2 separate regions of the Mus musculus genome follow, and region 1 is linked to region 2. A link is a loop called in an ENCODE intact Hi-C map of the cell type or tissue named here. Cell type or tissue: gastrocnemius. All regions are shown on one strand. Links, peaks and the distances in the headings refer to the core of each region. The heading gives the core; the rest is flanking DNA. Region 1 has its middle 7.4 kb from the start of Gm23440. Region 2 has its middle 14 kb from the start of Gm52609.

Evidence for each region. Peaks named below come from ENCODE experiments on the same cell type or tissue, not always from the same donor. Only the 100,000 strongest peaks of a DNase experiment are listed, where the experiment ranks them.
Region 1: a loop joins it to region 2, with 2.3 times the contacts of the local background. A loop is called at or near these places in 4 of 42 quality-filtered maps.

Annotation. Positions count from the first base shown.
Region 1 is chr3:78,985,894-78,988,807 of GRCm38, reverse strand. No RefSeq gene overlaps it. Among named protein-coding and RNA genes, the nearest start is that of Gm23440, 7.4 kb to the right of the region's middle. In gastrocnemius, for the core only: no CTCF peak of the experiment used is centred there; no DNase peak of the experiment used is centred there; H3K27ac peaks cover 1,130 bases.
Region 2 is chr3:79,041,398-79,044,311 of GRCm38, reverse strand. No RefSeq gene overlaps it. Among named protein-coding and RNA genes, the nearest start is that of Gm52609, 14 kb to the left of the region's middle. In gastrocnemius, for the core only: no CTCF peak of the experiment used is centred there; no DNase peak of the experiment used is centred there.

The DNA of each region.
Region 1 (2,914 bases), core at 174-2,673, 55 kb after region 2:
CTTTCCTGCTATGCTGGAGCATCACTTTAAATCTGTGAGGCAAACTATGTTTTCCTAGTATGAGTTGTTGTCTCAGGCATCTTGGTCACACCAACACAAAGGGAACTAATACAACTGGGAAGGGACACAATACCTTGTAGCATCTAGGCCTGAAATTGTTTAATGTGCTTTGTGGAGGAAGGGTACAACTGGTACCCGCAGCAGGGATGAAAATCAAGGGTTTGGGATTGAAAGCGGCTTCATTTTCATCTTGACTAATCACAACACAATTGGGTTGAGATCTCAGTGCTGTAGCTGCAAACATTTCTATGGCAACCGAAGTTGATTAGATTGTGGGAAGCTATTTCTGAGTAGTTTTGCCTCAGTGCATACCTATGTAACTGGAGACAATTGCACCCACAGTTGTCCTCCCATCCCCCCAACTTTGGTCTTCACTTGCAGCTCCATTCAATGTCAAGCATTTGTGTTATAAATAGCTGTTCCATTTTCCTGTGACTCCACCCAGGTCAGTCTGGCTGCTTTCCTTGTTTCCAAGGAGGGAATTCATATTTGAGTTTTGTGAACAAGTCTTTGTATTATTTCCTTTCCCCTCTGAGGACCCACACCCTATTTCCTCTGCAGGGTGGCTGGGTAGTTAGCATGCACGGTTCCCAAGTCTGCTGAGCAGAACAAATGACAACAATTGCATCCAACCACAGGGGCAGGAAATCTGAAAGGGCAGGTACCAGAGCAAACACTTCAAGTGGAAAATGCCATGCTTGAGGGATGTAGTCCCCACAAATCATTAAAGAAGTTTGAGAGACATTGCTGGAGGGATCGATGTGTAGCTTCAAGTGAAAGGGATGCAGAAAAAGGGAGGGACCATAAAGGTGAGTCAGGCAAGCATAGACTAGCCTAGCAACTGGGACTCCCTTTGGTTTGGGCTTCACACACTAACTTGGGCTTCTAACTGTTCTTGGCAGACTAGACACAAACTCTTCTTGTGCAGCTAGCAACCTAGGACCCCACCATTTGCATCAAGGTACACACACCTTACTCTGAACAACAAAATAAGCTCCCCCCCCCCAACTGACCATTAAGCATTGACATTTCCTATCCAGTTCAAGTCCAATTATATATATCTGGGTTCAAGGGTACCGAGGGAGTGCCGATTTCAATCTGAGCAGAATTTGGGGTGCAGATGTTGACCAAGTGCCTCCAAGATCAAGAAAGGGGTGTCTATTGGGTCAGCCAATCTAGCTTTTAGCAAATAAAGGAGAGGCTACAGGAGAGACATGAGGTCTAACAGGGGCAACGGTTTCCACATTCCTTAGACCCTCACTTGCTCGTATAAAGGGTTGTAGCCATCCTTTTTCTCTGGCGGACTCTTCAACCTCCTGCGACAGTCTTACTCTACCTATGTGAGCCAATAAACACATTCTGGTCTGTTGAAGGTCAGGCTCCTGTCTCTTTCCTGCGCCTCCTGTGCCTTGTAAGTTGCCTCAGAAATAGAACAGGTACAAGAAAGTAAAGTGTCCTGTGAGTGAAATGTAAAGAAAATCCCCTATTTTCACTGTTAGATTATTTAAGAAAGCTGTAGAGAAATGGGAGGTGCAGAGAGAGGCTTGGTCTGACTTTAGGTAGGATCGTGTTTATTCACAGCAGGGCAGTAATCTTTTTTTTTTTTTTTTTTTTTTGGTTTTTCGAGACAGGGTTTCTCTGTGTAGCCCTGGCTGTCCTGGAATTCACTCTGTAGACCAGGCTGGCCTCAAACTCAGAAATCCGCTTTCCTCTGCCTATTAAGTGATGGGATTAAAGGCGTGCGCCACCACTGCCCAGCACAAGGCAGTATTTTGTCAAGCACATTGCAGATGGCTAAAATGCCTATGGAAGATGGGATGAAGCCCCTTGTGGTTACAGAAGGGACTTACGTAGTCAGCAAGTGAAGCTGGGAAGTGTAGTCTGTCAGCCAGAAACTATCCTTCCTCATTCTGAGAGGTTGCTGAGGAGGGTCTTTGTTGGAGGAGGTAGTTCAGAATACACCGAGGAAGGCCTCCTCTGGTCATGAAGAGTAGAAGGGAGTGATCTGCTGAGCTGAACCGGTACATGCCCTCCTGTATTCCTAAAGAGACTTGGAAAACAAATATAAGAGGCTGAAAGCAGGAAACCGATGATCCGATTACAGGGTAAGATGGATTTTTTGGGAAGGAAGGTTGAGAGATAAGAGCAGATGTGGGAGAGATGGAGTGGCCCAGTGGGAGAAAGTGGGCATAAAATTGATTCTGGACTTGTCCCATTGCCAAAGTCAGCAGAAGTAGCGGGGGCGACACACCATTCAAGGGAAGGATCAAGAGTAAACTCTTTACCAATGTAAAGAGTTGCATCTGGCCTGGGCTGAAAGAGATGGAGTCCCCTTTCAGCCAGTGTTTCTCCAGAGCATCTAAAAGGTCTGTTTGCAAATTTAACAGGAACAAACGGAGCTGTTGGAGGATAAGTGTGTGTGGAACAACAAAGATGAGGAGAAAAGAGTGATCGAGGGGAGGAGTCATAGTGGGAGGGAACCAGAAGAATTTGTGGTCTGTCCCATTTCAAACAAATTGGCATATTTTTGGTGTGGAAGGAGCATTGTTTGGGGTGGTGGGGCATGCATCCCATCCCTAACAGAAGTCATATCTAGTCCTCTTTGTACTGCAGCAGTCAATGAGCCAAGCTGGTCCTGATGGATGTTAAGCTGCTCTGAGCTGGTGAGACAGAGAGGTTAATGGATATAAAGAAGGCTTCTGTCCTGCTGTTTTAGTTTTGAGTCCCCAAAAGAATGTCCAGAGTGTCAAGAAAAGAGATGAGTTGGGTGGCTCATGGTCCATTAGTGTCCTTTTAGAGGCCACCTGAACCCCTTCAAGGGGTTTGGGGCATTGATCTCTCTAACAGCATCCTG
Region 2 (2,914 bases), core at 318-2,817:
TTCAAGGTCTAAGTACTTCCAGAAAGCTGTTCTATTCTAATCTTTACATTAGATATAATGACTCTAATTGATTTCCTACTATAGGAGATAATAGTTATATTGTTACAAGTATTATTTCTGATGCACATGGCTAACATAAGACTATATATGAGTCAGTGTTTTGGGAAATAAAAAAGGTGGCTGTCTCTCCACCTCTGTCTCTAAGCTAGCCGCTGCAGTGACTGCGGTCTTCCTAGCTTCAGTTTGCCTGTCTCAGTGCCACCCATACCTTCTCAGCTATAAACCCCTGTGGCGGTCCTACATTCCAGTAACCCAGTAAAACAAAACTCTAGAAGCTTATAATTAATAAGACAGATTTATATGTCAATAAATTCTCAATACACAAGATGCCCGCAAAATAAATCCAGGGCCAATTGATAATTGCACAAGCTGCCCACCTAGATTAGACAAGTTAACCCCAATTATTCTATCCCTATATGATATTATAACTACCTGTGGCTATTTAAAACCATGAAGAATCTGTATCCTCCTGTTTGTCCTCCATCTTGGTCCCTTCTCCTCTACCTGTCTTCTCTGTCCCTGTCTCTGCAACTCCTCACCCCGCCTCCCTTTTTCCTGTCCAATCACAAGCTTGTTGCATTAATATTTAAAGTGGTTGGACAGGGAAAATTCTGCTATGAGTTAGTTAAATGACTATAAACTATTGTAGATTTTTCTATATATAGTTGTCTATCTTTTTTTCCTACTGTATAATTGTCTTTTCCTTTCACTCTCCTCTTTAGTTGCTTTCTTCTCTGTCCTCTCATTCCTAAGATTCTTACCTAATTTCCTCTTGTTTCTAGTATTATTTGATCACACTCTTCTGCCTTGCTTTGTTTTGTTTGAAGCAGAATCTTTCTATGTGCTCAGGCTGTATCAGATTTCCTCTGTAGTTCAAGCTTGTCTTGAACTCTTTTTTTTTTTTTTAATATTTATTTCGATTTTATGTGCATTGGTGTTTTGCCTGCATGCACGTCTATGGGTGTGTATCAGATCTTGGAGTTACAGACAGTTGTGAGCTGCCATGTGAATGCTAAGTACGGAACCTGGGTCTGCTGGAAGAGCAGCCAGTTTTCTCAACCACTGAACTCTTGATCCTTCTGCATCAGTCACCTGAGGGCTAGGATTTCAAGTGTGTGCCATTGTGTTTGGATATTTGGCTGTGTTCTCAATGACACTTGGCCAGTTTCAGATTACTGTAAGGAAATATGCCATTCAGCTTACATTAAAAAAGAAAAAGTTGACTGCTCAGATCAGTTTGACAGTAACCTGATATGGCAAAGCAAATAAACCTAAGCTCCTTTTGATCAAGATATTTTATCACACTAACAGAAATAAAACTAGGACGGATGGAGAGAGATAGAGAGCTTGCCTTTCAGTGATTAGCTTAAAACCAAAGGGAATAACTAGTATTTACCACTTACCTTTTAGCTGTGTGGCCAGCTTAAAGCCCTTACCACTGGCTCATCTTCAACCTAATACAGTAACCTTGAGGCATCTTCCTGGAAACTTGGTGACCACCAGAGCCATCCCCAGCCAAAGGCTTATGATAACCCCTTGGGTTCTTATTCTGCCAAATTTTAAGACTTAAATTCATGAACCAGTAAGGGTGAGTTTTAGAGACAAGTTTATTATAGATTCATAGGTGAGAATTTAAGAGAGAAAGATAAAGCCAGGCTGCTTAAGTGGGGATGGCATGGAGGTTAGCCATATGGTGATTAAGCAAGGAAAGGAGAACATTAGAAAGAACAAAAGAGCCCCAAGTCATAGTGTAGAGGGATTTTAATCCAGCAACATGGCTACTCTGGCTGGAATACAGACATGCCTTAAATCTCAGGAGACAGAGGCAAGCAGATTTCTGAGTTCAATGCCAGTCTGATACAGAGCAAGTTCCAGGTAAAGAAAAACTTAGGTCCAGGCATGGTGCATATGCCTTTAATTACAGCACTCAGGGGACAGAGGCATGCAGATCTCTGACTTCAGTAAGCAAGTTGAGTTCAAAACAGCCAGTTCAGTGCAGTTCAGAGTTAAGAAATTTGGTTGATTCAGTGAGTTGAGAGGCTGGGCAGTGGAGTGGAGTTCAGAGGGAGTTTTTATAGGGACAGTGTTACAGAAACAGGTTTTAGAGAGAACACGTTAGATACAGGTGAAGACATAATGAGCCAGAGAATGAGAACGAGCCAGAAGATTAGAACAGATTGCCAGTTAGTGTGAGGCTGAGTAGAGCAATTCAGTCAGAAACTGAAAGAAAGGCCAGATTGAATCAGTCAGTTTGGAGAGGCATTTGAATTAAGTTGAACCAGCCAGCCAGAGTTCAGAAAGAACTAGAAAGGGTGAGCTTATTCAGTAGAAGTATCCAAGATGACAATTGTATTAAGTGAATACAAATTACTTTTGTATCATAGAGAAAGCATACTTAGACTCTCACCAACAGAGAACCAGGCCTAATTTCAAAAAAGGCTGTAAGGCACCAGCTTCAGGAATAGACCATAAGTCCCAGAAACTAGGTCATAAGACACCAGATCTAGGAACAGACCATAAAATCCAGAACAAGATCCTCTCCCAAAGAACAGCCTGAGGATAACCAGAAAAACGGGGAACTATTTTATCTCAGAATGGGCCATCTGCACTGGGCAGCCCTATCTCATCATGAAAGATCCTGACAGAATGTAAAAGGTCACAGAAGCCCTGAAATTGGCAAGATAGATGTCACTGTTAGCAGAACTAGCTTCACTGATTTAGAAAAATAGAGGTGCACAATGCTCTGGCCACTCCTTGAACCTGTGTGTCTGCCAATGTTCTGACCGTTCCTTGAACCCATGTGTGTGCCCACTGATGAAGCCCATTGCCAGGTGTTTGTGATATTGGTTGCTGA